3 separate regions of the Homo sapiens genome follow, and all the other regions are linked to region 2. The links are chromatin loops, found by intact Hi-C in ENCODE. Cell type or tissue: GM12878. All regions are shown on one strand. Links, peaks and the distances in the headings refer to the core of each region. The heading gives the core; the rest is flanking DNA. Region 1 overlaps TMEM252-DT (TMEM252 divergent transcript). Region 2 overlaps TMEM252-DT (TMEM252 divergent transcript). Region 3 overlaps PIP5K1B (phosphatidylinositol-4-phosphate 5-kinase type 1 beta).

Region 1 (10,770 bases), core at 1,300-9,299, 61 kb after region 2:
TCTCTACTAAAAATACAAAATTAGCTGGGCGTGGTGGCGCATGACTGTAATCCCAGCTACTCGGGGGGCTGAGGCAGGAGAATTGCTTGAACCTGGGAGGCGGAGGTTGCAGTGAGCCAAGATCGCTCTATTGCACTCCAGCCTGGGCGACAGAGTGAAACACCGTCTCAACCAAAAAAAGAGAGAGAGAGAGAGAGAGGAAGAAAAAAAAAAAAAAGCCCACAGCCTGTTATAACAGGGAGGCACTGAGGCAGAAAAGTTAGCATTATGGGTTACTTAATTTCCCTTTTTTTTTCTTAACAGTAAAATGGGTATAACAGTCATACCTACTTCATGGAGACTTTGTCAGGTTTAAATCAGATAGTGCAGAGCCTAGCATATCCTAAGAGTTCAAAAAATATAGCTACAGGTAGGTTCAGAAATTAGAAAAGCAATTGTTCAAATACCGGGGGAACAACAAACATCTTATAATTAAAAGGCTCAACTGGGTATATTTCCAGAGACAGCTGAGCTGCTATCAAGTTATTTTAAAGGTATTTTATGCTAAGTACATAGTTCACAGTAGAGATAGACACGTCTACTCATGCTAATTTCTATGCAGTGGGGCAGGGGAGAGGAATTAAGAGTTAAAGCAATGGAAAGGAGTGTGCTTCTGGGCCTGAGAAATCCCAGGTGGGAGGTGACTCTGGAAGTCAAGGCCATCATTGCTCTCTCCTACCTGAATCAAAGGAATGAGTAAATTGGAGACAAATTGATAGAGTTCCAAGTAATGAACCCGAAAGAGTTTCATTGCTTTATATTCCATTACGAGGAGAGTGTAGGGTTGAGTATGCTGACCTGCAGTGAAACTGTGTTTTATTTTTTCCAACAGAGGCCCCATTTCAACACAGGCAACATTTCCTTTTTTCTGAGGCTGCTTTGGGGAAAGCAGAAGGGAAAACAAGCAGGCAGATTGGACGTTACTGAGCTGAAATCATCTGGGCTCAGAAGCATCTTGTGAGATAGCAGACGGACTCTATGAGCCCTTGTGTCCAACTTTGGCACAGGGGGCTTAGGGGGTCCCACTCTTTGGGAAATGACTTTGGTCCACACTAATGTGCTCTATTAAAGGAGCTCCAGGAATCCTTTGAATAGGATTCTAGCAGTTTCTAGCAGTTGCTGGTCCTATCGGAAGTATCGTAACACTAAAATGCAGCTCCCCTAGCCACTGCATTTAGGGTAAGAGTACCACATGTAGCAACCAGGGGCATCTTGTTCAAAGCCTCCTGTTCCAAATTTAACTTGTGTTTTTGGTGAACTTGGTTGTGGGTGGAGTTGACACCTGCCAAGAAGGTCCCAGGTTGATCCTATTAATAGGCATGACTGTAGCTAAGGAAGTTACAGTGCTAAGTTGCACTTGGTTGAACTATAGCTTTGAATGTGATGATCCTCCTCGCCTGAATGAAAAGAAAAGAGAACCACCTGCAATTAGATTCTACAGAAGCATGTGCTGAAATACATACAGGAAACTTTGCAGGCTCAACAATGACAAGCTGAAAGTATTAGGAAGATGATAAGGTACACATCCTAATAATAGTATAGTGAACATTTCCTGCCTCCTTACTCTGTGCCAGGTAGTATACTCAAGACCATAGCTGTATTATGTCACAGTCCTTGCATCACTCTGTGTGGTATTTACTAAGGTCTTCCTTTCATAGTTGAGGTACCTGAAGCACTGAGGGGTCAGATGCCTGCCTAGGTCACACAACCAGAAAGTGCAGAGGCAGGACGTGAACACAGACCAGGTTCCAATGTCTCCACTCTTTCTATCAAACTGCCACTCTTAGTCTCTAATGTAAGCTTCATTGAACCAACACACAAAGCACCTGCTGGGTGTGGGGCAATGTATAAAATCCCTGGGGGCACAGAAAAGAAGTATAAACTTGATTGTGCTTGCAATATATTTCCAAAAAACCAATGAACTATTTGTGTGGTAAGTAATTGGATTAGAATAAGGGTCATCTCCCAAAGAAAATAGAAATCCTTCCCAGGGTGGAGACCACATCTGTTTTCCTATCCAGAGAGCTTTGCTCAAAGGCCTATACCTCCCAGGCTCTGGACAAACATCTCTTGATGCTGACGGGAGGGACATGGTGTCATAGAACAAATCAGGTCTTACGGCTGAAGGTCCTGAGTACTGGTCCCAGCACTACCCCAAATTTGTCCAGTGCCTTTGGCAAGTTAACTTACCTCTCTAGGGGTCAATTTCCATGTCTACAGAAAAGAAATAATAAAAATAAAAGTTAATGTATGCCCTAGCCTACCTCACAAAGTTTAGTGGCGATGAAATGCAGTAACTATACAAACATGCTATGGCTGGGTGTGGTGGCTCATGTCTGTAATCCCAGCATTTTGGGAGACCACGGCGGGTGGATCACTTGAGATCAGGAGTTCAAGACCAGCCTGGTCAACAGGGTGAAACCCCATCTCTAGTAAAAATACAAAAAAAAAAAAAATAGTCAGGTGTGGGGTGCACGCCTATAATTCCACCTACTCAGGAGGCTGAGGCAGGAGAATTGCTTGAACGCGGGAGGCGGAGGTTGCAGTGAGCCAAGATTGCATCACTGCACTGCAGCCTGGGTGACAGGGTGAGACTCCATCTTAAAACAAAACAAAACAAAAACCCAAAATGTGCTATGCAACACTATAAGGAATTTCTTTATGAGCTTTATTCCTTGAGAGTGCTGCAGAAAATCACCGGAGTGGATATCCCTGAGAGCTAAGCGCTTGGGTATGACTTCATGAATGAGGGGGACAACTGAAGCTATAGAGTCTTGTGGATTCTAGAATCCTTAAACTGGCCAATTCTCATTTTATGTTTGAAAGCCTGGAGTGGGATGTGAAGGATGTGATACAGAGTTGTCTCCAGCTTTGGGTTCCAGGATCTCCTTGTTTGGTGAAAGGAGCCTTGACATTTTTCCTTCCTGTAAACTTTGCCATCTTCCTTCTCTGCTTGGCAATTCATGCCTAACAAGTGACATTTCCTAGGGGCAAGATAGCATAACTGTCAAGAATAGGGAATTCCTATTATTAATTTTTTTGGTTTACTTGTAACCACCCAGTGGGTTCACCTTGCCTGCTGCCTAGACAAAGCCAATTTATCAAGGCAGGGGAATTGCAATACAGAAAGAGTAATTCACGCACAGATGGCTGTGCGGTAGATGGGAGTTTTATTATTACTCAAATCGGTCTCCCTGAGCATTCTGGGATCAGAGTTTTTAAGGACAACTTGGTGGGTAGGGGGAGGCCTGTGAGCCAGGAGTGCTGATTGGTCAGAGATGAAAGCAAGGGAGTCAAAGCTGTCTTCTTGTACTGAGTCAGTTCCTGGGTGGGGGCCACAAGATCAGATGAGCCAGTTTATCGATCTGGGTGGTGCCAGATGATCCATTAAGTGCAGGGGCTGCAAAATATCTCAAGCACTAATCTTAGGAGAAGTTTAGGGAGGGTCAGAATTTTATAGCCTCCAGCTGCATGACTTCTAAATCATAATTTTTAACCTTGTGGCTAATTTCTCAGTCCTACAAAGGCAGTCTAGTCCCCAGGCAAAAAGGAGGTTTGTTTTGGGAAAGGGCTGTCATCATCTTTGTTTTAAACTATAAACTGTTTCTCCCAAAGTTAGTTCGGCCTATGCCCAGGAATGAACAAGGACAGCTTGGAGGTTAGAAGCGAGATGGAGTTGGTTAGGTCAGATCTCTTTCACCGTCTCAGTTACAATTTTGCAATGGCTGTTCAATCATTCTAAATCTCAGTTTCCTCAGCAGAAAATAAAGAGATGATAATAGTACCAACCTTATAGGATTACTGTAAATTCTATAAGGTAATTATAGAATTCTATAAGGTAATTATAGAGAGGTAATTCCTATAAGGAGCTTAGCCCAATGGCTGGAAAATATATGTAGGCCATTGTTAATATGCATATATAGTTATAATTACGGTGTAGTTCTGTTTTTCTTCTACCAACCCTATCTTCAAATATACTTGCTGTCAGTTAAAGTTCAATATCTTATAAAGAGATTTTAAGGCTTGGGAAAGATTAGTGAAATCAAGAAACTGGGAGTTGCTAAAAAGTTAGTTATAAGGCAAGAAGCCAGAAACATCACCCTCCCTGGATTCAGGCTGTTCCCCAATAATCTAAAGTGAGAAACATAAATAGGGCAAAGATAATCTACTTCATAAGATTATGAATAAATGACATGCAAGGATTTTTTTTATTCTATAGCTCCTGTCACAGCATTGAGAAAGCAAACTTTTCATGAGGCAGTCACTGTCATTTGCTCTTTATTGCCTTAAATTTCCAGGCCGTGGAACCCCAAAGTCAACCCCCAAGCATCCCCAGAAGAAAAGTACACTTTGAATAATTACAGTCCTTTAACTTTCCTGATTCAACCTTCAAAGGCCACGAATTGCTTCTAACGAAGAAGCTGAAGTGAAAGAAGAAGGAACGTCAACAAAAATGTCTGTTTGTGTTATCTCTTTACTTTCACGGTTTATAGGTTTGGGGGAAAGTTTTTATTTTCGGTGGAATAGAAGAAGGGAAGAAGAGAGACTAAAAAGCATTTCTTAGATTTCCAGAAGCAGTAATGGAAAATCCCGACCCTAGAGTCTTGCTTTCTTCCTAGAAATAGAATGCTCCTGAAGTTCCCAGGAGAGCCCTTGGCAGACAGATGTCAATCATTCCATCCCTTGTTTTGCTGGGTGGAGTCACTGGAGCTTAAAGAAGGGGAAGTAAACTCAAGCACACATCCTGGTGACCTCTAGCCACGGGTCAAATTTCACTGATGTCAATTAAAAATGACCAAAGACCCGCCCCTGTGAAAACCCTGTGGGCAGCCATTTTGTCTCAGGGAAACTGCCCAGATCTGATGTAAAGTATTTCCGGACGTCTCTTCGTTGTATATGGCATTTCCCTGAAATAAGCAACTCTCTGAAAAATATCATAGCGCAGATCAAAATGAAGTACTCTGTGGTGAAGTAGAAGTACACAGTCAACAAAGAAACTTGCCCTCAGGCTGCACAGTAAAACGTTGGAAATCCCAGAGCAGCAACTTGGAAATCCCACCTGCTACATATTTGCCTGAGTACTTTAAGGTTCTATGGACAATTGTCTCTCTGCGTAGATTAACCTTAAATAAACTTGTTGCGTTTTGAGGTGGTATTTCTTGTTTCATTTCTCTTGCTTTTCTCCCCTATTTTATAATAAGTTTCATTCACACTGTGATACTTTAAGAAGAGATAACCTTCTACTAAGGGATGTTGCTGTGATAACCTCCAAGCCACAAACACAGGTTTTAATCTTACCTCAGGGAAGTCCTGCCTCCCTTGCAGACTAGTTTATGTCTGAGTGGATTTGCCTATCAGCGTCTTTTCTGATGAGGCATGTAGCCCAGCACGGCAGCAAAGAATCCTGCAGTAGGCAGATAAAGCTTTCTAAAAATGTTTTAATTTTACTTTAAATTGACAAATAATAATTGTATATACTTATGTGGTACAATGTGATGTTTCAATACATGCATACATTGTGGAATGATCAAATCAGGCTAATTAACCATACACATTACCTTACATACTCATTTTTTTGTGATGAGAACATTTAAAATCTAGTCTTTCAGCAATTTTGAAATATACAATCCATTATTGTTCTAGTCACTACACTGTGCAATAGATCACCAGAACTTATGCCTCAGATAAAGCTTTGAATCCTGTGAATCCTGTTACCACAGAATAGCAAGTGACCTCAGACCAGTTACTTAACCCCTCTAAAGCTCAATTTCCTCATCTCTACTATTGAGACTATAATAGCATCTACTTCACAGGGATGTTGGAAGGATTACGTGCTCTCAAGAAGGCTTAGTAAATCCTAACTCCTACTACATTATTTTATTGAGGTCTCATCGAATTAGATACCCGAGAGAGAGAAAATGAAAGGGAAGTGCTTAACATTTGTGACAACCTTAACGTGATCTGCACATTTCCTAAAAATTATACACTTGTATGACTTCATTTCCCCCAAGATAGTATATTAGTACTTTGGAAAGTGTGAGATGAAAAATTGTTATCCTGAACTGCAATATCCTACTTTCTGACTTCAAATCCTTATCTCTCCTGCACTTCTCACTATACCATCGCTTAGACCTCATTAGGGTCACCTCACGGCCTGTGCTTATCCTCCCACCTTTCCCATATCCTCCCACCTTTCCAGAAACTTTCCATGTATCAGTTACCCCTTCTCTCCTCTCAGCTGGGTCCTTCCCACAAGTAATGAAGCCCTAGGTCACTCTAGGCCTTTCCATATTACAAAATAATATGGAAAGGGCCATGTTTTCCCTCTTGCCACTTCTGTATCTCTCTCTTTTCCTTCAGAGCCAGTCTTTTAACAAATTATGTACTCACTGCTGCCATTTTTTCAAATCTGCCTCACTCTTTAGCACATTACAATCTGGTTTCTAGCCCAAATATTCCACCAAGTCGCCCTCACAAAGATCTCTAGTGGTCTCCATGTTGCTAAATCCAAAAAACTTTTTCAGTCTTTATCTCATTGACCCTCTTGCTGACAATGGGCACAATCCCTCTTGCTTGGACTTTGTTGCCTCTGATACTACATCTTGGTTTTCCTTCCAAGTCTCTGACTGCTCCTGTTTTGTCTCCATTTCTGCCTCTTTCTCCTCTACCTTCCATTAAATATTGAAGTTCCCCAAGTCTCAGTCCTAGACCCTCTTCTCACTTTGTATACTCCACTCTATCCTGACAATCATTATCAATCATGATTTCAGTTATGTGATACCAGCTTACATCTCCAGCCCAGACCACACCTCCATGTTCCAGACCCAGAAGCCCGATTATTTGTTTACCACATCTCCATTTGGAAGGCATTCCTCTTCAATTTGCTTAAGACCAAGTTCATGATCTTCCTCAGCAAAACTGCTCCTTTTCCTTTGTTCTCTGTCTCAATGATTGATACCATTATCCATCCAGCATATATCATTCTTGATGCCCTCTTCTCCCTCACTCACCATACTTAATTCATCACTAGGACCTATCTCTTTCATTTCTTAAATGTCTCTCAAAACAATCTTGATTCCAATATTTCCATAGTCATCACCATAGGATAGTCACTGTAGCATCAATCTAAGCTGCCATCATCTCTTTATTCTCCTGAGTTTTCTCTCCATTCACTCTGCTTTCCCAGCCCCAATTCCTTTCTCCACATTGCAGCCAGTCCCACCATGTCCTTCCTTAAAACTTGCCAATAACTTCCTATGGATCACAGGAAAATGATCAAAATTTTTAACACTGTGTTGCAAAGACAGCCTTTCCACAATATCTGTTTTCTCCTTCTACCTCCCAAAAATCTTCTGTTATTGGGACAGCAATATATCTCAGACACAAATAAACAAAAAGATAATTCCTAACTTCCTTTACAGAGAGGAATAAATAACCTGTGCGGTATAAGCAGAAGTTGTTAAACAGAGTACCCAGGAAAGTCCTTTTATCCTTGCCCTTTGGGTTCTTCATGTTTGAAATATGGTTGTGATGACTGGCACTCCAGCCTCCATCTTGAGACCTTGAAGGAGGCTAGAACCAGAAATGGTAAGGCAGAAAGATAAAAGAGGCATGGGTCCCGATGACTTGGGAAACCATGCTACAAGACTTGATTTTCTACTTCTGGGCTGCTTCTACGCCAGAGAACAAAATCTTTACATATTATATTCACCAGTTGGATTTCTGGCACTGGGAGTTGCAGTCAGTTTCTAATTGATACACACAAGATTTGCAAGGCCCTACATAGTCTTGTCTCTGCTGTACCTCCCGAGCTGCTTCTTGCCCCATTGTCACCTGTATGCTCTTCAATACAGCCACATTGGCCTGATTTTAATTCGAATGCACCTTGCTGCATTTCTTTTTATGTTATTTATTTATTTATTTGAGATGGAATCTTGTTCTGTGGCCCAGGTGGGAGTGCAGTGGTGCGATCTCGGCCCACAGCAACCTCCACCTCCCGGGTTCAAGCAATTCTCCTGCCTCAGCCTCCCAAGTAGCTGGGATTACAGGCACCCATCACTACACCCAGCTAATTTTTGTATGTTTAGTCCAGACAGGGTTTCACCATGTTGATCAGACTGGTCTCAAACTCCTGAACTCAAGTGATCCACCCGCCTCACCATCCCACAGTGCTGGGATTACAGGCTTGAGCCAGCACACCTGGCCCCATGCTGCATTTCTGCACAGGGCCTTTATACACTCTTTTCTCAGTCTATAAATTTTCCTCTCCAACCCCTCATCCTCCAGCCTGACCTAACTTACCTCTACTCATCTTTCAGATTTCAGTTAGAGCAGGACTTTCTTAGGGAAGTCCTCCTGAGCCTCCCTCTTTTCCTCTTCACTCCCGTTTCCACCAATCTAGAATAGGTTCCTTTGTTCTGTGCTGTCATGGAACTATATTCTTTTGCTTCAGAATATTTTCCTTAGGTTTAGAAATTAGATATTTATTGATGTCATTATTTGATAAATATCTGCCTCCTTTATTAGATTTAAGCTTTATGAAAGCAAGGGCCATGTCTGTTTTTGTTCAACATTCTATTCCCAGCACTTCGCACAGTCCTTGGTATATATCCTATGCCCACTAAATAATAGTCAAATGGGCTGGGCACAGTGGCTCACACCTGTAATCCCAGCACTTTGGGAGGCCAAGGTGGGCAGATCACCTGAGGTCAGGAGTTCGAGACCAGCCTGGCCAACATGGTGAAACCCCCGTCTCTACTGAAAAAACAAAAATTAGCCGAGCATGGTGGTGCACGTCTGTAGTCCCAGCTACTCAGGAGGCTGAGGTGGGAGAATCACTTGAACCCAGGAGGTGCAGGTTGCAGTGAGCTGAGATCACGCCATTGCACTCCAGCCTGAGCGACAAAGCAAGACTATCTCAAAAAAAAAAAAAAGAAAAGCAAAAAAGAAAAAATAGTCAAATGAGTGAATAGGGACCTCAAGTCCCTTTTTTCATAACCTATATCAGGCCCTTTCATTCTCTCTTGCCTCACCCACTCTCCTACCAAAACTCCATAACTTTACACTAATGTTTGCATAACGTTTTATGGCTTAAAAACAACTTTATATAAATTATCCCATTTTCATATCTACAACAACTATATAAGGTATGTAAATAGTGACAAATCTTTTTCAAACAAGGATTTCAACATAAAATCAGTCCCTTGTAATCTGTTTAAGTAGTCACCAGAGTTTTTGACCTCATTCTCTCTCATTTAAATCTTGAGCCTCACTAGCAAATTACAGTTTTGAGAATTATCCAACTGATCCATAGCCATCCAAAATACATATTCCAACAAGCAATAAGGAAAGACCAGCTAGGAAAGAAATTCAACATCACCATTGCTTTGCCCCTCAGATATTGTATTCTGTATTCAATTTGATTCTCCTGACCTTAATCCCTTAGCAAAGTGGTTCTGAAATTTAAGCATGCATCAGAATCACCTGGAAGTCTTGTTAAAGCACAGATTGCTGGTCTCTGATTCAGGAGGCCTAGAGTTTCTGATTCAGAAGGTCTGGGATAGGGTCAAAGGATTTGCATTTCTAACAAGATCCCAGGTGATGTCAATGCTGTTGGTTCAGGCACACTTTGAGAACCTCTGTTTTATTGGCTCCTCAAGAAAAGAGAATCTGTTTCTTTAAGAACCTAGCAGTGGATAAATTTGCTGTTTGGCATTTTTAACAGCAGCCTGCAGAGCATGTCAACAAGGGTATAATTTCCAGCTTACCAAGGGCAACACAGTAGAGTTGTGACTATCCTGAGAGCCACTGAGCCACTGCATATTACCCTATGGGTAATGAGGAAGAGAAGTCATCTAACCTTAGTGGGTAAGCCCTGGTTGTTGTGTGGCCTGCCCAGACCTCTGAACCTGCCCATCTCTCAAGACTATGGATGATAGCAGCAGCTGTGTGTGCTGATGGGTAGCCTGCATTTCAGTTTCTGTCTCAGCAGCTCAAATAGCTCAGCCCAAAAAGCACTAGTCCTCGAAATACAAAGAGCATGAAGAAAGCAGGATGGCATCTCCAGCTCCACTTTATCCCTACTGATGATTTGGAAGGTGAGATGATTTCTTCTGTGATCGTAGCCATCCACCCTCCTGTGAAACCCTTTCCAATCATAAAATCTGCGTATCTCCCAGCTGTGTCCCACCAAGATGCTTGTGTTGTTTTACCTTTTCATCCTCATTTTCTTCCTAAAATGGCTTGGGGAAATTGTTTTATTCCTAAAATATGATTGTGCCTGTTTTCATAATTGATTTTGAAATCTGTTTTGGATGTAAGGTTAAGGGCCAAAATAAAGACTGGTAAGGTTTAACTATCATTTCATCCATTCAACAAATCTTTAGGATAGATAATAGAGAGACACAAAGAAAGAAAAATGTCCTCATTCTTTTTTTTTTTTTTTTTTTTTTAAACAGAGTTTTGCTCTTGTTGCCCAGGCTGGAGTGCAATGGCACAATCTCGACTCACCACAACTTCTGCCTCCCAGATTCAAGCAGTTCTCTTGCCTCAGCCTCCTGAATAGCTGGGATTACAGGTGCCTGCCACCATGCCTGGCTAATTTTGTATTTTTAGTAGAAACAGGGTTTTTCCATGTTGGTCAGGCTGGTCTCAAACTCCCAATCTCAGATGATCTGTCCCCTTCGGCCTCCCAAAGTGCTGGGATTACAGGCATGAGCCACCGCGCCCAGC
Region 2 (10,770 bases), core at 1,892-9,891:
TAGAAATCAGAAGGTGAGAATTGACTCAAATGCTTGCGGCTTTCCTACTCAGTTCAATATTTTGGAATATGTACAAAATTTCTTTCTAGAAAGTTCCTCAAACTTTTAGCACACAGAATGGCTCTAATTCGCTACTAATCCATCCTTTTTACCACAGATGTTTACACTCATTTTCTTAGGACCAGAGATTCCATCACATGTTTTTAATCCCCTGCCCCTGACCCCATAACACTCTCCCCAAACGCAGAGCAAGGCAAACCATAGGGCCTAATAAGTGGTTAATGGGTTGAGTTCATTTTCAGTTCCTTTTATTTCACACTTATAGGTTGGGCTATAAAAAGGTCAAACTTCCCTTGGTGATAGCATATTACTACTAGTGGTTGAAGCTCAGAAATAATAATAGTCTGGATTAACTGTACATTTTCAAACCATAGAAACCAGCTCAAGTTTGTGGTCAGGGCTTCTATTTATGCTTCCTTTAAAGAGTGTGACAAGGGTTAGATGAGTTCTGGTCTTAATCCTTTTAATTCAATGTGCACCTGTCCACTGCAAGGACACATGAAGCATACAGACCTTCTGGATTCAAATATGGCAGAAAGGAAATGGCCCGGGCTCCCTTCTGGAACATCACACACTGCAGCATCTCAGCCTTCCAGAGTGCCTTTATTCCATTCTCAACCCTGGGCCCATAGTTGAGAATCAGAATGTACTACTTTTTGTTTCCTTGTTTGTTTTTAAGACTTCAAAACACACAAGATTTTCATAACAATGTCTGTATACCAGGATATTATTTTAGGGTATAATTTCTGTAATAATGTTTGCCAATAGTTGATTGTCTAGACTGGATAAATGGAGTGATATGCGATCATCCCTTGTATTCACATATATTTCTACTACATTACCATCTATGTTGAAGGTCCTTTAACAGAGACATAAGAAAGAAAAGTATTGACTGGGCACGGTGGCTCATACCTGTAATCCCAGCAATTTGGGAGGCCGAGGCAGGTGGATTACCTGAGGTCAGGAGTTTGAGACCAGCCTGACCAACATGGTGAAACTCCATCTCTACTAAAAATACAAAAAAAAAAAATAGCGAAGCGTGGTGGTGGGTGCCTGTAATCCCAGCTACTAGGGAGGCTAACGCAGGAGAATCGCTTGAATCCAGGAGGTGGAGGTTGCGGTGAGCTGAGATTGCACCACTGTACTCTAGCCTGGGCGACAGAGTGAGACTCTATCTCAAAAAAAAAAAAGGATTATTTGAACATTATCACTTCATGTAGGCAAACTTACAAAATTTCTACCAAATAGTCCTACATATTTGAATTAAACACTCTGAATGAAGGTGATTCTGTTTTTAATGTTTACTCCTTCCCCTGGGCCAGTAGGTGATGAGTATCTCTCTGTTCATGAGTGACTGGGGACAGAGCTATCACGTTATTCTGAGTTTTTGAATTTTCATTTATATGTCCATGCCTTCTCTTCGTCATCATGCAGGAGATTTACTGACATAAAAATTATTTTGTAGACTCTTTATTACTGCTGCCGATGTGCCTGCTCCTCACAGAGATATCTAACATTGATCTCTTCTTCCTGCCTCTTCCATGATCACCTTCTCAAGCTGCCTGAGGACCTCCAGGGTCCTAGTTCCTCTTTGGTCACCTCCTTATTAGTGAGGCCTGGGGTTCTCTCGTCCACTTGCATGCTAGGTTCATGACCTTACTGATGACATTTTTCTCTCTCTCATATTACACTTGTAATGCACTGGGTATTCCATTTCTTTAGAAGTTCTGACTCTGGCAACAGACTCAGTCCTGCTGTCTCAGGCATGAGAGGGTCTATTGCCCTAACCCCAGTGTGATGGTTAGTTTTATGTGTCAACTTGACTAGGCTAAGGGATGCCCAGATAGCTGGTAAACATTATTTCTGGGTTTGTCTGTCATGGTGTTGTTTCTGGAAGAGATTAGCATTTGAATCATAAACTGAGTAGAGAAGACCTACCCTCATCAATGTGGGCAATACCATCTAATCTATCCAGGGCCCAAACAGAACAAAAAGGTGAGAGAAGGGAAAATTCACACTCTTGAAATGTGAAGGTATGATTTACTGAGGAAATGCTTCCTGGAGACAGGGACATTCATCTCCTGCCCTTGGACATCAGAGCTCCAGGTTCTTAAGCCTTCAGCCTCAGAGACTTCTATGAGCAGCCCCTCAGCTTCTCAGGTCTTTGGACTCAGGCCGAATTATACCGCTGGCTGTCCTGGGTCTCTCATTTGCAGATGGCATATCATGGACTTCTCAGCTTTCATAATCACATGAGCCACTTTCCATAACGAATATTTTCTTGCATCTCTTTATTTTGTAATTTTTTATTTTTTGAGACAGGATCCCACTCTGTCACCCAGGCTGGAGTGCAGTGGCACAATCTCAGCTCACAGCAACCTCTGCCTCCCAGGCTCAAGCGATTGTCCCATCTCAGCCTCTCAAGTAGCTGGGACCACAGTCATGCACCACCATCTGTGGCTAATTTTTTGTAAAGATAGGGTTTCTCCATGTTGCTCAGGATGGTTTTGAACTCCTGGTCTCAAGTGATCTGCCCACCTTGGCCTCCCAAAGTGCTGGGATTACAAGCATGAGCCACCACACCCGGCCCATATCTCTTTATATATATCCCGTTGGTTTTGTTTCTCTGGAGAATTCTGACTGATACACCCAGCGGCCTAAATAAGGAAAAATTAGCTTTCTAGGTGAGCAATGTTTCTTTACCAAAATGTAGTCAATAGAACATTGGGCAATTGGGATGTAAATACACATAATATAAAACAAAAAAGTAATGCCCTATGTGTTAAAATTAGATTTTTGGGGCCAGCCATGGTAGCTGCCTGTAATCCTAGCACTTTAGGAGGCCAAGGCAGGCGGATTATTTGAGGTCAGGAGTTTGATACTAGCCTGGCCAATATGGCAAAATCCTGTCTGTACTAAAAAATACAAAAATTAGCCGGGCATAGTGGCATGCACCTGAAATTCCAGCTACTCAGGAGGCTGAGGCATGAGAATCACTTGAGCCCAGGAGGTGGAGGTTGTGGTGAGCTGAGATCACACCACTGCACTCCAGCCTGGGTGACAGAGCAAGACTCTGTATCAGGAAAAAAAAAAAAAAAATCAGATTTTTCTATATAAAGGAAGTTTTGGGGGTCTTCATTCATGAATTCACTTTTTGATGAGAGCTTTGGGAGACACCATTGAAACCTTCCCAGATCCCACTCCCCCTTGGTTCTCTGTGCCCACACCCCAGCTTCTGTGGGCTCTGAAGCTAACTACTTGCAGCTTTGCCCTCTTTCAGAGATTTGACTGTGGCTACTGAAGCTACTTTGTCCATTTAGAGAGTTGAAGTGCCTGGGAGTTTATGACCCACCCTAGGGTCCCTGGTCTCTGCCACCAATGATGGACGGATGTTGTGGGAGGGGACATTCAAAATGCCAGCTAAGGCCGGGTACAGTGGCTCATGCCTGTATTCCCAGCATTTTGGGAGGTCAAGGCAGGTAAATCACATGAGGTCAGGAGTTCGAGACCAGCCTGGCCAACACGGTGAAACCCCGTCTCTACAAAAATACAAAAATTAGTTGGACATGATGGCGGGTGCCTATAATCCCAGCTACCCAGGAGGCTGAGGTGGGACAATTGCTTGAACCCGGGAGGTGGAGGTTGCAGTGAGCCGAGATCAGGCCACTGCACTCCAGCCTGGACAACAGAGCGAGACTGCATGTCAAAAAACAAATAAACAACAACAACAAAAAAAACCAGCTATGCCTCAGTGTGCCCCATGGGATCAGGCTGAGACTGGGACTTTCTCCTGGCATTGCTCAATTGCTTGGCTTCTTCCTCTACTCCACCCTGCCTCCCCACTCCCTTAGCAGTTTCTCCAGGAAGCACTTCCTTAATAAATCATATGCACCCACATTTTTGGTTAAGTGTCTGCTCCTAAGAAAACCCCATCTAAGACAAGCACCTTCTATGCACCAGGCACTGTGATTGTGTTCCAGTAGAAGAGGCCACTATGAACAAATTAACCAATATGATTAATGTATTTTAAAATGCTACTGGGCATCACGTTTCTCTAATGAAACATATGGTGTGTCAGCCAGGAGATGGCATACTCACTTTGGGTAATTCGAGAATAGTTTTGTAAAAATATTGTTTATAAAGGTATGGGCAGGATATAGGGAAATCACAAAGAGGAGTGCAACGCCCCAGCACTAGCACCAGCAGGGTACCAGAAACCCCTCCAGAGAGAAGTCAGCCTGACTGAAGTTACAGCCTTTGATCAAGAGATGGAACCAGAACAAGGTGACCTGGCAGGGGGTCCAGGGAGAAGAAGGGCAGAGTATGGGTCTGCGCTGGTTAACAAGCTTTTCAGCACATATGGTGTGTAATTGCCAAAAGTTACCTGAATATAGAAAATAATTTTTATAGACCACCTACTGACAACTCATGGAACACTGGTGTTTTGTAGGATTCCATTTAACACTACAGGAGAGCCCTGTCTGAAGATGATTTCCTTAAGGAACAAAACATCTCAATCTGAGAACTTTTTCTGTTACAAATATCCCCCATCCCACTGTCTCTGCCCAAGTAACAGCCTATTTCCATGCAACAAAGCCAGCACCACATTAAAATAGGACCACTCTTGATCTCCCTTGTGTATGGACTCTCAAAAAGTCAAACTCACAGAAGCGTAGAGTAGAATGGTGGTTGCCAGAGGTCAAGAATAGTTGAGAGGGGTACAAAGTTTCAGTTAGACTGGAGGAATAGGTTATGGAGATCTATTATACAGCATGGTGACTATAATTAATAACAATGCATTGCATACTTGAAAATGGCTAAGAGAATAGATTTTAAATATTCTCACCACAAAAAAATAGCTATGTGGGGGTGATGAATATGTTAAACCACTTATTTAATTATACCACAATATATACATACATTAAGACATCATGTTGTATACTGTAAAGGTATGCAATTTTTATTTGCCAAAAGTAAATAAATAGCTTATTAGGAAAAAAAACATGACCATTCTATCTAACTCCCACTGCCCTGTCCTGGATCACCCGCCGCGATCTCCAGGTGCCGCATTACCACTTCTCACCTTGACATTTGCACCCTTGGTTACAGACATACACAACCTTGACTCTGGTTGAGATTCTCCTCCACTTATGCTGTCCTGGGCAATATCCGCTTAGCATTCTGTTTATCCACACCTGCAGAACTTTTTTTCTGAAACCTCAGTCCTATGTAGCACACGGCCCTCCCCACCACCAGGGGACAGCGCTTCCAGCCCAGGGAGCAGAAACCAGGCCAAGGAGGCAAAGATGAAATCAGGCAGGGGACGGTGGCTCACGCCTGTAATCCCAGCACTTTGGGAGGCCTAGGCGGGCGGATCACATGAGGCCAGGAGTTTGAGACCAACCTGGCCAACATAGGAAACCTTGTCTCTACTAAAAATACAAAAATTAGCTGGGCGTGGTGGTGCACGCCTGTAATCCCAGCTACCCCGGAGGCACAGGCAGGAGAATCGTTTGAGCCCAGGAGGCGGAGGTGGTAGTGAGCCAAGATCGCACCACCGCACTCCAGCCTGGGCAACAAGAGTGAGACTCCGTCTCAAAAAAAAAGAAAAGAAAGGAAAGAAAGGAAAGAAAGAAAGAAGGAAAGAAAGAAAGAAAGAAAGAAAGAAAGAAAGAAAGAAAGAAAGAAAGAAAGAAAGAAAGAAAGAAGGAAGGAAGAAGGAAGAAAGAAAGAAAGAAAGAAAGAAAGAAAGAAAGAAAGAAAGAAAGAAAGAAAGAAAGAAAGAAAGAAAGAAACCAGGGCTGCCTCCAAAGCTCCCCGCTCACAGGATCAGCTGCCCGTCCTAGAGAAATTTCTTTTTAACACTTTCATTCTTTTAACTCTTTCCCACTCACTGGATAAGGATTACATAGGCACTAAAAGGCATGCGTGTATTTAGAAAAGACATTTCGTATTTTGCAAAGGGGAGAGCATTTCCAGTATTGACGGGGGTCTGTTTATTCTGTTGATAAATTAGAATTATAGCAAGCTTTGTTACCTCACTTCTGATCCCACAGCAGGTTAGAAGGAAGGAAGAGGTCAGGAGTGGTGTTAGAGACTGGCAGCAAGACAATGAGGGAAAAGGTGAAAATGGAAACAGAAATGAAAACCCAGAAAGCATTGCAGGCTGCAGGGAGTTCGCATGCAGGCTTCATAGTGGAAAAAAAAGTAGAACTGTGATCAGATCTCAGCAGCTTCTGAGCATTTACAGCTGTTTTTCATGGGGCCGGAGCCAATTTTTTAAAAGGAAAAATCTGAATCTCTGAGAAAATGGTTAATGTCGGTCATTGTACTCCAAGCAGGCAGCAAAGAATGCAATGCATTTTTAAAAGACATACAGCCCTAAAAGAATGAATGAGAATTGACTCGATTCTGCTTTTAGGGAATCTTTGAGGGAGAGGAGGTAATTCGTCTTTAGCATCTTTCACGCAGGCCCCGCTGGTCTTTGCCGGTCTACAAAGACCTCCTCCTGCCCTCCACAAGAGGGCGCCAGAATTCCTAGGACAGGACCCGGTCTGTGGTCAAGAGACCCGATGAAACTCGACATGACCACTAGAGGGGGGCAGTGAGGTCCTTAAACTGCATTCTGAGATTCCAATTTGTATTTGTTTATGTCATTTTAAAGATGCTTTCATCTAAGAGACATGCTTTGTCCTGTGTGCATGATGCCAGTGAAAAATGTGCTCTTCAAACCATGGGAGCACACTTCAGTTCAGCATTTCCATCGCATCAGGGCTGGTCTGACGTAAGCAGGTGACTTTGGCGGGAGGTGGGGGGATTGGGGGGCAGGGAGGGGGTGCCAGGTACTCTTTACCCAGCAGAAAAGGCATTTTGTTCTGCTCAGTCTATCCACAACAGTTTGCAGGAAACATTAAACCTATTAAAGTGTGCCTTGTTTCAAGAATGCATGTAGGTCACGAACAACTGCTAAAGATCGATCCTTGCCACTTCTTTTTGAGGGAATTGGAGTTAATACAGAATATCCAAAGATAACAGGAGGAATCAAGTCGGGGTTGATGTGCCCCCACCCCCCACCCCCAAGCAAATGAATCATCTCTCTTCCGAAGGAACCGTTCCATCCAATAGCACCACCTAAAGACCCTTTTGGAAGACTGCGGTATGCTCCACTGGAGTGCTCTGAAAATAGCCCTGTAGTGATTAACGTAAGGACAAGAATGATTCTGCTGGGATTTGTTTTTCAAGCACCCTGTTTTTGTGGCCAAGAACACATTCCTTGAATGGATACACTTCAGGTTGTTATATAGACAGTAGTGGGGGATTGGAGAAGGTTTAAGATGTACTTCAACATGGAATAATAAGCGATCATTTTTCAGGGGTCCCCAACCCTCGGGCTGCAGACCGGTATGGGTCCGTGGCCTTTTAGGAACAGAGCTACACACAGGAGATGAGTGGTGGGCGAGCGAGCGAAGCTTCATCTGTATTTACAGCCGCTCCCCATTGCTGGCATTGCCACCTGAGCTCCACCTCCTGTTATATCAGTAGTGATGTTAGATTCTCATAGAAGTGCAAACCCCATTGTGAACTGCGCATGCAAGGGATCTCGGTTGCGTGCTCTTTATGAGAATCTAACTAATGCCTGATGATCTGTCACTGTCTCCCGTCACCCACCCCCCCACCCCCGCCCCACCGCCGATGACACGGTCTAGTTGCAGGAAAACAAGCTCAGGGCTCCCACGAATTCTAAATTATGGTGAGTCGTATAATTATTTCATTATATTTTACAATGTAATAATAAGAGAAACAAAGTGTGCAATAAATGTAATGCACTTGAATCATTCCAAAACCATCCCCCACATCATCCCTGGAGAAATTGTCTTCTATGAAACCAGTCCCTGGTGCCAAAAATGTTGGGGACCACTCCTTTAAATGATGCTGAGGAGTACATTGACATAGATGGACAGTCGCAATATGTTGCTAAGTTTAAAAAAATAGGTTCTAAAACAGCATGACCCCATTTGTGTAATATATGTGTGTATACATACATTTTTAAAAGTCTGACAGATATATCCTAAAATGATTATTCCTGGATGGTACAATTATAAGTAATATTAAATATTTCTCATTTTTCCCTCCATTTGGTTTATCTGTATTTTCACATTTTATCTACCCAACCATGTATTACATGTGTAATTTTTTTTTAAGTTTGCCAACACATGCACTTTATATCTTTTTTTGGTATTAAAAAAGACCCAGTCTTGGAACTTTTTTACACTATTATCATACACTAAAAGAATTTTTACCATTCCACGTTAATAAGATAAACACAAATTCCTTCAATATATTATTCTCCCATTTTATATATGTATATACAGACTTATTAAATAAGCATTTATTAGCACTTTAAAGAGTTATTTTTAAGGAAGAGATAGAGTGATTCATCTTTTTGATTGCTCGCTTTCATCTAAGCCAAAATGATACATCTATAGAAACATTATGGGTGAGAATCAGAGTACACTCCTTTTGTTACTACATATATATAGTGTATATATAGTAACAAAACATATACTATATGTATGTATGTATACTATACTATGTACTATACATATACTGTATATTTACATATGTTTCTTAACCTTACTTTTACTAATAAAATTTCTTAAAGGGAAACCTTTGAAAGAATCATACTTGACTTCAATCATAACCTAAAGATGTTCTTTCAGGAAATTCTGGGATGATGTATGGGTTGTCGTGAAAATGATTCTGAAGCCAATTTTAGCAGCACTGAATCTCTTGTTTTTCTGTAATCAGTAAGAGGAATGCAGCGATTCTTGAGCTTCTCAGCCTGTTCTTTGTCTCACCTGTGACACTAAAATAGTCCATTTTTCTAAGTGCTCCAGCCTTCCCAAACTCAATTATTAACAGATTAAATTTCTATGAATGTTTAAAAACAGTTGAGGTAGATAAGAGTTGTGATTCTCTGCCATTTTCCAAATAATAAATGTATATTCACTGCTGCGTTAGTAAGAAACTATTCTGTATTCATAGGCCCTTCAAACTTTTAAGGAAATTTAGATTTATCTAAAGCTTAGGGTGTATAGTCAGAAAACTTTTTTTTTAATACTTTAAGTTCTGGGATACATGTGCAGAACGTGCAGGTTTGTTACATAGGTATATACATGTCATGGTGGTTTTCTGGACACATCAACCTGTCATCTACATTAGGTATTTCTCCTAATGCTATCCCTCCCCTAGCCCCCCACCGCCTGACAGGCCCCAGTGTGTGATGTTCCCTTCCCTGTGGGAAGGATGTGGCCATGTGTTCTGATTGTTCAGCTCCCATTTATGAGTGAGAACATGCAGTGTTTGGTTTTCTGTTCCTATGTTAGTTTCCTGAGAATGATGGTTTCCAGCTTCATCCATGTCCCTGCAAAGGACATGAACTCATCCTTTTTTATGGCTGCATAGTATTCCATGGTATATATGTGCCACATTTTCTTTATCCAGTCTATCATGAATGGGCATTTGGGTCGGTTTCAAGTCTTTGTTATTGTGAATAGTGCTGCAATAAACATACGTGTGCATGTGTCTTTATAATAGAATGATTCATACTCCTTTGGGTATGTACCCAGTAATGGGATTGCTGGGTCAAATGGTATTTCCAGTTCTAGATCCTTGAAGAATAGCCTCACTGTCTTCCACAATGGTTGAACTAATTTACACTCCCACCAACAGTGTAAAAGCATTCCTATTTCTCCACATCCTCTCCAGCATCTGTTGTTTCCTGACTTTTTAGTGATCACCATTATAACTGGTGTGAGATGGTATCTCATTGTGGTTTTGACTTGCATTTCTCTAATGACCAGTGATGATGAGCTTTTTTTCATATATTTGTTGGCCATATAAATGTCTTCTTTTGAGAAGTGTCTGTTCATATCCTTTGCCCACTTTTTGATGGGGTTGTTTGTTTGTTTTCTTGTAAATTTGTTTAAATTCTTTGTAGATTCTGGATATTAGCCCTTTGTCAGATGGATAGATTACAAAAATTTTCTTCCATTCTGTAGGTTGCCTGTTCACTCTGATGATAGATTTTTTTTTTTTTCTGTGCAAAAGCTCTTTAGTTTAATTAGATCCCATTTGTCAATTTTGGCTTTTGTTGCTATTGCTTTTGGTGTTTTAGTCATGAAGTCTTTGCTTATGCCTATGTCCTGAATGGTATTGCCTAGGTTTTCTTCTAGGGTTTTCATGGTTTTAGGTCTTACATTTAAGTCTTTAATCCATCTTGAGTTAATTTTTGTATGAGGTGTAAGGAAGTGGTCCAGTTTCAGTTTTCTGCATATGGGTAGCCAGTTTTCCCAACACCATGTATTGAATATGGAATCCTTTCCCCATTGCTTATTTTTGTCAGGTCTGTCAAAGATCAGATAGTTGTAGATGTGTGGCATTATTTCTGAGGCCTCTGTTCTGTTCCATTTGTCTATATCTCTGTTTTAGTACCAGTACCATGCTGTTTTGGTTACTGTAGCCTTGTAGTATAGTTTGAAGTCAGGCAGCATGATACCTCCAGCTTTGTTCTTTTTGCTTAGAATTGTCTTGGCTATACGGGCTCTTTTTTGGTTCCATTTGAAATTTAAAGTAGTTTTTTCAAATTCTGTGAAGAAAGTCAATGGTAGCTTGATGGGGTTAGCATTGAATCTATAAATTACTTTGGGC
Region 3 (10,770 bases), core at 1,751-9,750, 260 kb after region 2:
AGGTCAGGAGTTTGAGACTAGCCTGACCAACATGGTGAAACCCCGTCTCTACTAAAAATACAAAAATTAGCCGGGCATGGTGGCGCATGCCTGTAATCCCAGCTACTTGGGAGGCTGAGGCAGGAGAATCGCTTGAACCCAGGAGGCGGAGGTTGTAGTGAACTGAGATCGCGCCATTGCACTCCAGCCTGGGCAACAGGAATGAAACTCCATCTCAAAAAAAAAAAAAAGAAAATATTTCACACTTGCTATATGTATTAGTTTCTTATTGCTGCAGTCGCAAATTACTGCAAACTTAGGGACTTAAAAACATTTATTATGTTATAGTTCTGTAGAACAGACATTTAGTATTCTTCTGGCTGGGCTAAAATCAAGGTGTCAGTGTGGCTGTGTTCCTTATGGAGGCTCTAGGAGAGAAGCCTTTTCCACAGGGGCCACTTACATTTCTTGGCTCATGGCCGCTTCCTTCACCTTTAAAGCCAACAATGGCAGATTGAGTCCCTCTTACATTATGTCTCACTCACCCGCTCCTTTGCCTCTTCTTTTTTTAACTCTTAACAACCCATATTATTACATTAGGCCCACCTGGACAGTCTAGGACAATCTCCCTAACTCAAGATCAGCTGTTCATCAACCTTGATCGTATTTGCAACCTTGTAAAGTAACATTATATTTTGCCTTCTAAGGTTACATATTTGCTGGCTCTAGAGGTTAGGATGTGGACATCTTTGGGAGACATTGTTCTGTCTGCCACCATATAATTTCACAATGTCCTCCTCTGTGCATCTGCAGCTCTTTGTTATGCCTTTGTCATTACTGTCAGTCTGTCTGGTACTCTCAGTAGATACCAACTGTGATCCTGAGGTGTAGACATCACTGTCTCAGGTCTGTATTTCCTTCTCCTCTTCTCTTTCCCTTTTCTACTTCACTCCTTCCATAAAATCGATGTGCTCAATAAATGTACCTTCAATACCTAAGTCTCCCTGTAATCAACTTACATAAATAAGAAATCACTTTCTGGGACATAAACATGAACCTGGCTTCAAATGCAACACGTTGTGACTGAAAAGCAAATGTGGCTCAGGTTACTACTGTTAACATGAAGCAATTCATGTTTGAACAGAATTTTCAAAATCAAATTTTGAACTCACTGCTGGAGACGATGTGGCCCCCTTCATTTCCTGGATTATTATGCATCTCCCACAGAACCATTTGCTATATTATTTCTTTGGTGTTTACAGAAGCAGATCATGTTTATGAAGCATGTCCAGAAGAAGGAAATGATATATGGAAAATCTCTACGTGGGGTATAGAGTCAAGTGATCCCTAGGTTACAGTTGAGAGCTATAAATAGGCCAGTGACTTCATGTGTACCATGGGACTGGTATTTTCCATCTTTCGTCCCACAGTTTGGATAAACTTAGATGGATTTTTTAATAGTTCTTTGAAAATGGAACATTAGCTATCCACAGAGATTTAACTTGGGACAAAAAAAAGGAATAAAAGTCATCATTTCTGATGACAGGATTAGACAGACCTTTTTTCTTGAAAGTAATTGAATATTCTGTGTGTTTTTTGCAGTTTCTGTTGAATTGAGAATAGTGACCATCATTTGAGGTGGAAATAGCAGAAATGATTAATTTAGAAAGAAGAAGGATTGTAGGGTGGGTGGAAGTGGCATTTTCTGCATTGTATTCTTAGAAACTTAGACTGTTAGAGTTGGAAGTGCTCTGATAAAACCGTTCTTTAACATACGAGAAAACAGAGGCCCAAATACCTTAAGTCCCTTGTCCAAGAGTATGCTGAGTGCAGAAAGCCACACTGTGGCTCAGGTCCTGGGCCCTGGCCCTCAGCGTTTCTCAGCCCACTGCACTCATCTCCAGCACTTCTGATGGACTCACTGGGGTGACACCATCAAACCATGTGCCCCAAAGATGCCTTCATGTTGGTTTCCACTTGGGCATTTCTCATGCTTGGATGGCTAATATACTCCCTGCCTGGTTTACTCTTGAGAACCCGGCTTTCATCTGCTGTGGGACACAGTAGCCTTTGCGTGAGTGCCTACGTGCACATGTGTCCATGGAGGCAGGGAGGGTGGACAGGCAGGGAGGGTGGACAGTGGTACACACACTGCACCAGCAGCACTTTTAAAGACAAGGATCATGACAAAAGCAACAGCAAGTGCACTTTCTTTTCCAAATTACCCAAGGTTGTTTTTTAAAAATAGTAATATCACTTCAAGTGTTTTGCACTTGGCTTGGTGAAACAAAATGTGAGTTAAAACTGTGGAGTATTAAAGCATTATTCTTGACACACCTACAATATGAGACACTCCATTGATGTGGATAGCATATATGCAGACAACAAGCATTGATGTTGTACTTCCACCTATAGATAGAAGGGGGATGTACCTTGGTATGGGAGTTTTGCACTTAGACAAAGTCTTAGTTCTCAACCAGAGCTGATTTTGCTCACCACCCCTCCAGAGGGCATTTATTACTGTCTGCAGGTATTTTTGGTTTTTATGTCTGGAGGAAGTGGTGCTACAGGCACCATTTGTAAAGACCGGGGATGCTGCTGAACATCCTACAATGGACAGCTCCACACATCAAAGAAGTCTCGAATCCAAAATGTCAATAGTGCCAAAGTTGAGAAATCCTGGCCTACAGGAATTTATGACTTATCTGATACTGGGCTTTGAAGGCTATATAGACAGTTGATTAATTTAGAAACAGCTTGGCTTGTGGAATAAACATACCTGGTATAGTCTGTGAACTGAAGTGAGCCAAGGTGGTCCCAGTATTGCTTCCACACTTGCTGTCTCAGATCTCTGTTCTCAGTGACCAGAGTTAAAAACCAGCTTCCCTCTGCCCTTCACGTCTGTGGGTCCTATGGTTGAGGATTTTTATGTATTGTTTTTCTTTGGGGTCCTGATAAAGCTTAGATAACCAAACATAGAATTTTTAAAGGTGATTGTGAATACAAAGAACTAAGGAGTGCCTTACCCTGATCCATTCTTTACACAAGCAGCCCCAGTCAGGGAACCCTATGCCAGGGGAGGAATTGGGCCTCAGCATGGACAAGTCTTGGCAAAGACCGCTATGGCAGCAGTGTCTGAAAAAGGAAAAGAGTCCAAGGAGGGAGGAAATGACTAGGAGGCTGCTAGAGCCTTCCCTCAGCGCCATGTTCTACTCACAGACCAATGTAGTAAAAATGATTTGTATTTCCTTGTTCCTTTTTAAATTTTTGAAAAAAAATTTCCATATTTGGGGGTTTTCCCCATTGCCAGGTGGTTACATTCCAAAGAAATTATATCATGGGATACAGACACAAGTATTTCCAATCATGCTTATTGTGTAGGGCTGATGGCAAGGTGATTCCCCTCCATGGCCACACATCATAACCAGGCAAGCCCGTTAAGTATCAGCAACTGGAAGTCCAGCATCAGGACCACCCATCCCTCTGTCAGGCAGCCCCGGTTGGTGGTGGTAAATGGAGGAGACTGAGGCCTCTTTCACTCACTTAAATTCGGAGAGTGAGCCACTCTACTCCTGTTGGGAAAACCTATTTCCTTACCCAACGAGACTGTAGAAAATTCCCCTCAGCCATATACCATGCCAGGTTTCTTTTACAAGCCAACCTGTTTCCAAGCAACCCTTCTTGTAACCTTCTGGAGCCAAGTATCTGATATTCGTACTGGGAGAAAGATGAACGGATTCTGCACAGACACGGGCCCTGCCAACATGGGCCTGGGAAGAGGGGAAGCTGGATGTGTGGCTCAGGAGACAGGCAGAGGTTGTTAGAGGAAGCACAGAATACTGGAGGTGAAGATAAAGTCAGTAGTTGGCCAGGCCTTTTGTGCAACGGACTCAAGAAACATGTAAGAGAACAAAACATTTTTAGACTGATAACTGATTACTTGTGTACATCTTGAAAGTTGGCTGCTGCAGGGCCTAAACAAGAGAGAGGCCTTACAGTAGGGGTTATGTGTCCATAGGCTCATGGAAGCTTGGCATTGAGATGATCTTCATTCATTCAATATCATCTACTCAGTCATTCAGCCAACACTGAGTTAAGCTCTGAGCAAGGCATTGTAGTTAGATGGCAGATAGGTTAGCGTTGTTGGAAAGAGTGTGGGGTCAGAGGTCTGGGCTGCAGAAACCCACCACAGTTTCCTCTAATCATGCCTGGGAAGGGGGAACCAAGGGGGAAGGAAGCAGCCCTCTATTGAGCAATCAACTATGCATCGGGCACTTCCACTTGTGTTGTAGCAGCAGGAGCCAATAATCGTGCATTTGGGACTGGGCCACTAGAAGACTGGCTTGTTGGGATCAAGTCAAGGGGTTCTTGGAAACCTGCTGAGAACAGGCCCATCACCTGACAGCCCAGAAAGATGTCCGAGTCTGGTGGCCAGATCCAATGGGGGAGATCCAGTGGGGGAGATCCAATGGGGGAGATCTAATGGGGGAGAGCCAAAGGTGTTTGTTGGTAGCTCTGACACCAACTTTTATGACCTGGGCAACAACCAAAACAATTTAATAACGCTCTCTCAGAGTTCAAGAGAAAAGGACTAAACAGAAATAAGCAGCAGCCCAGCCTCTACCCAGCTGGTACTCCTGGAAATTGCACATGGGTGAAGCAAGGCTGCTTCCTCCTGCTCCACTTGTGAGAAAAATGACTGCCTGTTCTCCTTTCTCAGTATCGGTCTCTAAGAGTTGTAATCCAAAGAAGGCAAAATACAATTACTTTCTGTTGCATTTTTAGAGCAGCAACTGTAAGTGGGAGGGAAAAAAAAACAGACATCTAGAAAATGGTGGAATGAAATATGTTAAATCATACAAAACAAGTGGCTTCCAGTGACCACCTATACTGAAAAATAAATGAAATCAGAAAGTCGTATATCGTGTAGAATTTTAGAGGAGGAAGAAATTTTGGCAATTCTCTAAGCCAGCTGCCTTCATTTTCTAGAGGAGGAAAGTGAGCCCCCGTGCTATAATGAAGCTGTCTCAGAGTCTCACAGCCCCCTGGTGGCAGAAGGAGCCTGAAACTGATTGTGCTGCGTGTTGGTGATCCCAAATGTCTGTCCATGTTTGTAAATTAATATGGTGGGGCTTATGAAATCAGGACCACAGTCATTGTCTGTGAATACTTCTCTTTTTCTACCTTTGGTCAAAAAGTTGGTTGGTAGAAGAAGAGCTAGAAGCCTAGAGCCAGAGCCGTGGAGCCGTGGGGGTTCTCTTTCATCCTATCTGCAGCTTGGGTAGCCAGCTGGGTTTTGGAGGAGAGTGCATCTCTTCCGAAGACCTTAGTTGCTTTCCTTGCGGAAGGGCTGATCCTGGCCTCCGGGAACAGGAGAAACATAGTAATTTTAAAGGTTATGAGGAAAGGAGGATAGGGATCCCGAAGGCCAGGGAGGAAAAGCCAGTGAGTTTGGAGCGTGGGAGCTGCAGGCAGGTGGGAGAAGCTGAAGGCCTAACGTGGCTGTTTTATTTGTTTAAATGTACAGGGCTCAGAAATAGAGGATTTTGGAAACTGTATTCCACTGTTCTAAAAGAGAAAGTGTGTAGGGGGGAAAATAGCATCTTGACTACAATGTAATCCTAGATCTTGAAACGTGAGGTTACATGGACAAAAAATGCTTAATCCCAACTTGAAAGTATGCATAATATTCAAAATTATCCCCCACCTTCAGTGCTTTACCCAGGTTATGGAGATTCTTGAAAAACATGTAAATGAACTTTGTGTATGTTAGTCTATGTACACATTTAGGAAGAGTTCCATTTAATAGTCTTTTTGTAAAACATGATCTAGGATTTATCTTTCATATGTACAATCCATCTGAATTTAAGTTTCCTCATCTGTGGGGGTAATATACGGGTTATGGTGAGAAATAAATGTTGCAAATAACTTAATCTTACACAAAATAAGCACTTAACACAATAAAATATATGTGTATTAAAATATCTCAATGGAAGTCATTGCATTAGAGTCTTCAAATACTCAAAACCAGTCTTTTTCTACCCAGGAAACACCTACATTCTAAATTTTAAAGCCCCTTTAGGTAAATACTGATATTAATGTTTCAGATTGTTTTGTTTAAAATTCTCTTGGCATTGTTCTTCTGTGGTTTTCCAGAAATATGGCCAGAACTACAAAGCACATGGTACTGTAAACAATTGCTATGCCAGTCATTTAAAATAACTCAATTATTAAAGGAGGGATGTCTTCACCCCCACTCTTTCAGAAAAGACAGCTTGGCCTCTAAATTCTTATGAATTTAGAGAGAAGCCATTTTCCTCATCCCTTCTTGATGTCATTCCTTAGTCCTTACATCTGCTGGATCTATTCTATAAGGAGTGTTTAGGGCTGGCATATGGAAAAATGATTTGAGATTGGTAAACAGCAAGTCACAGCAAGTGATGCCTCTCACTGTCAGTCTATAAAATCACTGCATCGTCAATTTGAAAGTGTTTTTGTTCTATGTATGATTCCATCTCATTTAGCAACAGTTACCCTGCCCCTTTCTTCCTTCTAAACCTTGGATCCCTGAGCTTTGCTTTTCTATTTCGTAAATGTTATTTATTCCTCTAACATAGATAATGACATCTGTGATATAATACATGTATGTATAATTCCCTATCATCAACCCTTACAGCTTACTATGAAAATTAAGAGGAGGAAGAATTAAACTGGTAGAGATTTGAAAGGAAGAGAAAAACTATTTTGATTTCTTCTAGGCCTGTTTCACTACCATTTATTATAGTCCTCATTATGTCTTTTATATATCAAGAAAAAAACTGCAGGACCAAAATTGAGGCACAAGTGGGAAAAAACATCCAGTGATCCCTACCCCAATAAGAAGCTTCATTTTTATTTTTTTCTTTTTGTTTGGGTAAATGGATAGCAATTAAGTCCTCCTGTCTTATGAAGTCAGAGATTTATCTCTTGAATTAATTAACTGCAGAATAGTGACGAGTGGCCCAGTGAACACTATCAGAGCACTGAGAGATGCTGGTTTATTTCCCCTCCTTAGCTAAATACATTCTTCTTTTTAAAACTGAAGAGGTCAGTTGGTGGGATGAAAAAGAAAGGTTTGCAGTCTCTTGGGATAGGCGGTAAAAGATAACAACCAGATCTTGTATGCCACTGATATTTCCAGAGTATATTAAGTTTCCATGCTGGTTTCCACCTTTTTAAGGGAGTTATAATCATCCCCTCTCATTCCCTAAATCAGCAACAACAGCAGTGGTTTTGTGTGTGTGTGTGTGTGTGTGTGTGTGTGTGTGTGTGTGTGTGTGTGTGTAGGTGGGGATAACATTAGGCCAGAAGGGATGGATGAGAGGGTGGAGGTTGCTGAGGGTTTCTTTGAGGGGAGGTTGGTTGTCCTAATCTTGTTTTACTTAAAGCTGGTAAACAGCCTAGATTCTAATTCCTATTCTAAAGATTCCCAATGTTATAGTGAAACCTTTCCACTTTGGCCCCATATAGGACACCTTTTCAATTAGTGCCCATGTGTCTGTGCACCTGACATGGCAGAGGGCTGTGATATGCCCCTGGAGAACTCTGTAGAGCAGAGGTTTGACTTTGGCCCTGACCCATCTCCACACCTATGGGCAAAGAGTTAACCATGGATTTGCCAGTCAAAGGAGAATGCAAATTAAAAGAGTAGAAGCTGGCTTGGTATTGCTTGGAAACAGGCCCATGTAGCCAATAAACAAGCAGTTGGAGTAGCCACATATTTTAGCTGGGCCTGTGCTAAACTGAAACACAAAACTACAAAGCTGCTATTTCTGTAATTCTATGTGGGGTTATGACATCAGGTATGACAGTTATGAGCATGGACTCAGGGTTAACAGATCTAGGTTCAAGGGCCAGCTTTGCCACCTCCTCACTGTGTAGCCTTGGATAAGCTGATTTGTCTTTCTGGGCCAGTTTCATCTTATGTAAATCAAGAGTAAGTAATTTTGTACAAGGCTTGGACTACAGTAAGTACTCAGGAAAGGCCAGCTAGCTAATAGAATGGTGAAAAGAGCCATGAACATATTCCATTCATTCCCCATCAAAAGAAGAGTGAGTGGAGTTATGGCAAGAAAGGTACTACCGTAATGTGAAAAGATTCCACCTAAAGATACCTGATCATTTCTTACTTCAGGGAAGCCCATCTTACAGGTCCTTTCTGGCCCTACAGTGTAAGACTTTAAAAGACATAGGTAGGCAGGCACAATTGCAGTTTCTCCATATCTTTCTGCCTAGGTGTGTTTCTCAACCCCCACTTCACCCACAAGCTGCTGTTACATGTTCCTCCAAGAGTCCAGCATCCCAGTGAGCCAATTAGGGAACACACTCCTTATTTGTTATTGCAAAAGTATATATTTAATTGTGAATATGGGTGTAAATTCTTCTAAAGGACTATTTTAAATTTTAAATGAAAAAGGCTAGAGAAGTGTAAAATTTTATTATAAAAAGGAATAAACAAGAACCTTATTTGGTAGATGATAAAGAATAGCTATAGTTTCTGCCCTGTGAGAGCATACAATTTTAATAATCAAAACTCTTAAGAGAAGGCATGGAAATTTTATTGTTTTAGAGCTTCCATGGGGACTATTTTACAAATGCAGTTTAACTTTAATTGCTGTAAAATAATTGAACATGACTATTAGTGTATAACCATAAAAAAATGAAAATTATAAAGTTAAGAGCAAATAATACAATTAATACACAAAAAGAGAATCTGTCTCACTAGTGATCAGGAAAATGGAGACTAAAACAACAAGACTGGCAAAAGTTAACAATATTGATGATACTGGTATTGGTAGGAGTATGAGGATAGAATCATTCTTACACAGCACTCTGTTGGTGAGTATGTAAATTGATGAAATCCGTAGAAGACATCTTGGCAGTACCTACCAAAAGTATAAATGTGCATTTTTTTAACTCATCAGTTCTTCTAGGAATCAAAGCTGAAGAAATATTCAAGAAATAAATGTATAGGAGTATATGAACAAGGATATTCATCACCACATTATTTTCTATTAAAGAGAGAGAACAAGAACCCTAGTGTCTATCAATAAGAGAGTAGTTAAAACAATTGTGGTACATACAAGCTATGAAAATCTATGTAACCATTACAAATAATGAGATCTGTATAGATGGAAGCATAGTATTTGGGGGAAAAAAAAGCAAGCTGAAACAAAGTATGAATAGTACAGTCTCATTTTAATTTTATTTTTATTTTTGAGATAGGGTCTCCCTCTGTCAACCCAGGCTGAAGTGCAGCGGTACGATCTCAGCTCACTGCAACCTCCGCCTCCCAGGCTTAAGTAATCCTCCTGCCTCAGCCTCCCCAGGCAAGAGCCACCATACCCAGCTAATTTTTGCATTTTTTGTAAAGACAGGGTTTCACCACATTGCCCAGGCTGGTCTTGAACTCCTGAGCTCAAGCAATCCACCCACCTCGGCCTCCCAAAGTGCTGGGATTAAAGGCATGCGCCACCACGCCCAGCCTCATTTTTATCTGTAATGCGTGTATACAGACATGTATTTTTCAGTGTGTAGAGAAAAAAGCCCCAAACACACACTAAACAGTTGACAGTAGTTAACCCTCAAGAATAAGTGTGAGAAGGGCACATTGGTGTTTTACTTTCTGTAGTTAAGAGTTTTTTTTTAACTTTTTCTCAATGAGCATGGGCTACAATTTACCTTTCTAAATTGAGCAATGGTATCTTTATGGATATTTATCTTTCAGTCTGATATATTTTTGAGCCTATATTGTTTTTCAGGTAAAAAGCATTTGGTTATAGGTCCATAGGGTATATGCGCTTGGAATATAGATCAAAACAAGAACCAGAATGACCATGGCTTAAGCTAAGTTGAAGTTTATTTCTCACACGCATGAAGTGCAGAGGTCATTTACTTGCCTCTGCAGGGTATTCAGGGGCCTAGGTTTCTATCTTGTTTTTCTACCATTCTCAATGTATAGCTAACAAAAGCGATTAAAGAAGCCTACTTCATCTCTGTCCATCACATCTGTACACAGCACACCCCTTCCTGGTGAGGACGTGACCTAGGAGTCGGACACATCATTTCCTGTCCCAGCTCAATAGCCAGAAAATAGTAATGTGATGATACCTACCTAAAAGAGAACCAGGCAAAATACCCAGTTGAAATCCATTACTATATCACAAGGTTTCCGAACCTCAGCACTATTGACATTTGGGCTAGATAATTGTTTGTTGAGGGGGGCTGTTCTGTGCATTGTAGGATGTTTAGCACATCCCTGGCCTCTGTCCAATCAGTGCTAGGAGCACTGCCCAGGTGTGACAACCCAAATTGTCTCCAGACACAGCCAGATGTCCCTGAGGGTAAAGTCAAGCCTCTTGAAGAACAACTGCTAAGTAAGAAGAGAATAGATGCTGCAGACAACCAGTAACATCCGCTATAAGCATTGTGTTATTTCCCCCAAAACAGTGCTTAGCACTGAACTAATATATAACCTTTCAAATAACAAGTCCTCTACCAGGAAATCAAACATGCTAAGATTGTGTCAAATTTTATTTTGGTTGATTCTAGGATGAAAAGTCAATCCTGTCTTATTTTAATCTATTGAATCTAAATTGATATTTATATCAAATAAATAACAATTTTTATTTGAATACACAGACAAATGAAATATTCTTCCCTAGTGTGTAAGAATAGTATTAAGGATATTATACTGTGTTACATTTATAATGAATATCTCAGTTTAAAGTGTAATATTTCTGAAAGACTAAT

The links. A loop is a pair of places that touch in the nucleus more often than their neighbours do. Peaks named below come from ENCODE experiments on the same cell type or tissue, not always from the same donor. Only the 100,000 strongest peaks of a DNase experiment are listed, where the experiment ranks them.
Region 1: a loop joins it to region 2, with 2.3 times the contacts of the local background. A loop is called at or near these places in 8 of 110 quality-filtered maps.
Region 3: it touches region 2 in a loop (6-fold over the local background); 35 of 110 quality-filtered maps call a loop at or near these places.

The regions. Positions count from the first base shown.
Region 1 is chr9:68,639,256-68,650,025 of GRCh38, forward strand. TMEM252-DT (TMEM252 divergent transcript) reads left to right here. Exons shown (of 5, transcript NR_187592.1): 5 at 4,338-5,195. Among named protein-coding and RNA genes, the nearest start is that of PIP5K1B, 61 kb to the right of the region's middle. RefSeq lists a silencer at 1-20 and an enhancer at 4,655-4,734. In GM12878, for the core only: no CTCF peak of the experiment used is centred there; DNase peaks (open chromatin) are centred at 1,416 and 4,896; H3K4me3 peaks cover 1,404 bases; H3K27ac peaks cover 3,143 bases.
Region 2 is chr9:68,578,014-68,588,783 of GRCh38, forward strand. All of the region lies in intron 2 of TMEM252-DT (TMEM252 divergent transcript), which reads left to right. Among named protein-coding and RNA genes, the nearest start is that of LINC01506, 37 kb to the left of the region's middle. RefSeq lists an enhancer at 6,641-6,730. In GM12878, for the core only: a CTCF peak has its summit at 6,620 (motif pointing right); a DNase peak (open chromatin) is centred at 6,648.
Region 3 is chr9:68,840,162-68,850,931 of GRCh38, forward strand. All of the region lies in intron 4 of PIP5K1B (phosphatidylinositol-4-phosphate 5-kinase type 1 beta), which reads left to right. Among named protein-coding and RNA genes, the nearest start is that of PABIR1, 65 kb to the left of the region's middle. RefSeq lists an enhancer at 7,656-7,835. In GM12878, for the core only: a CTCF peak has its summit at 5,027 (motif pointing left); DNase peaks (open chromatin) are centred at 4,730, 5,026 and 7,786; H3K4me3 peaks cover 362 bases; H3K27ac peaks cover 617 bases.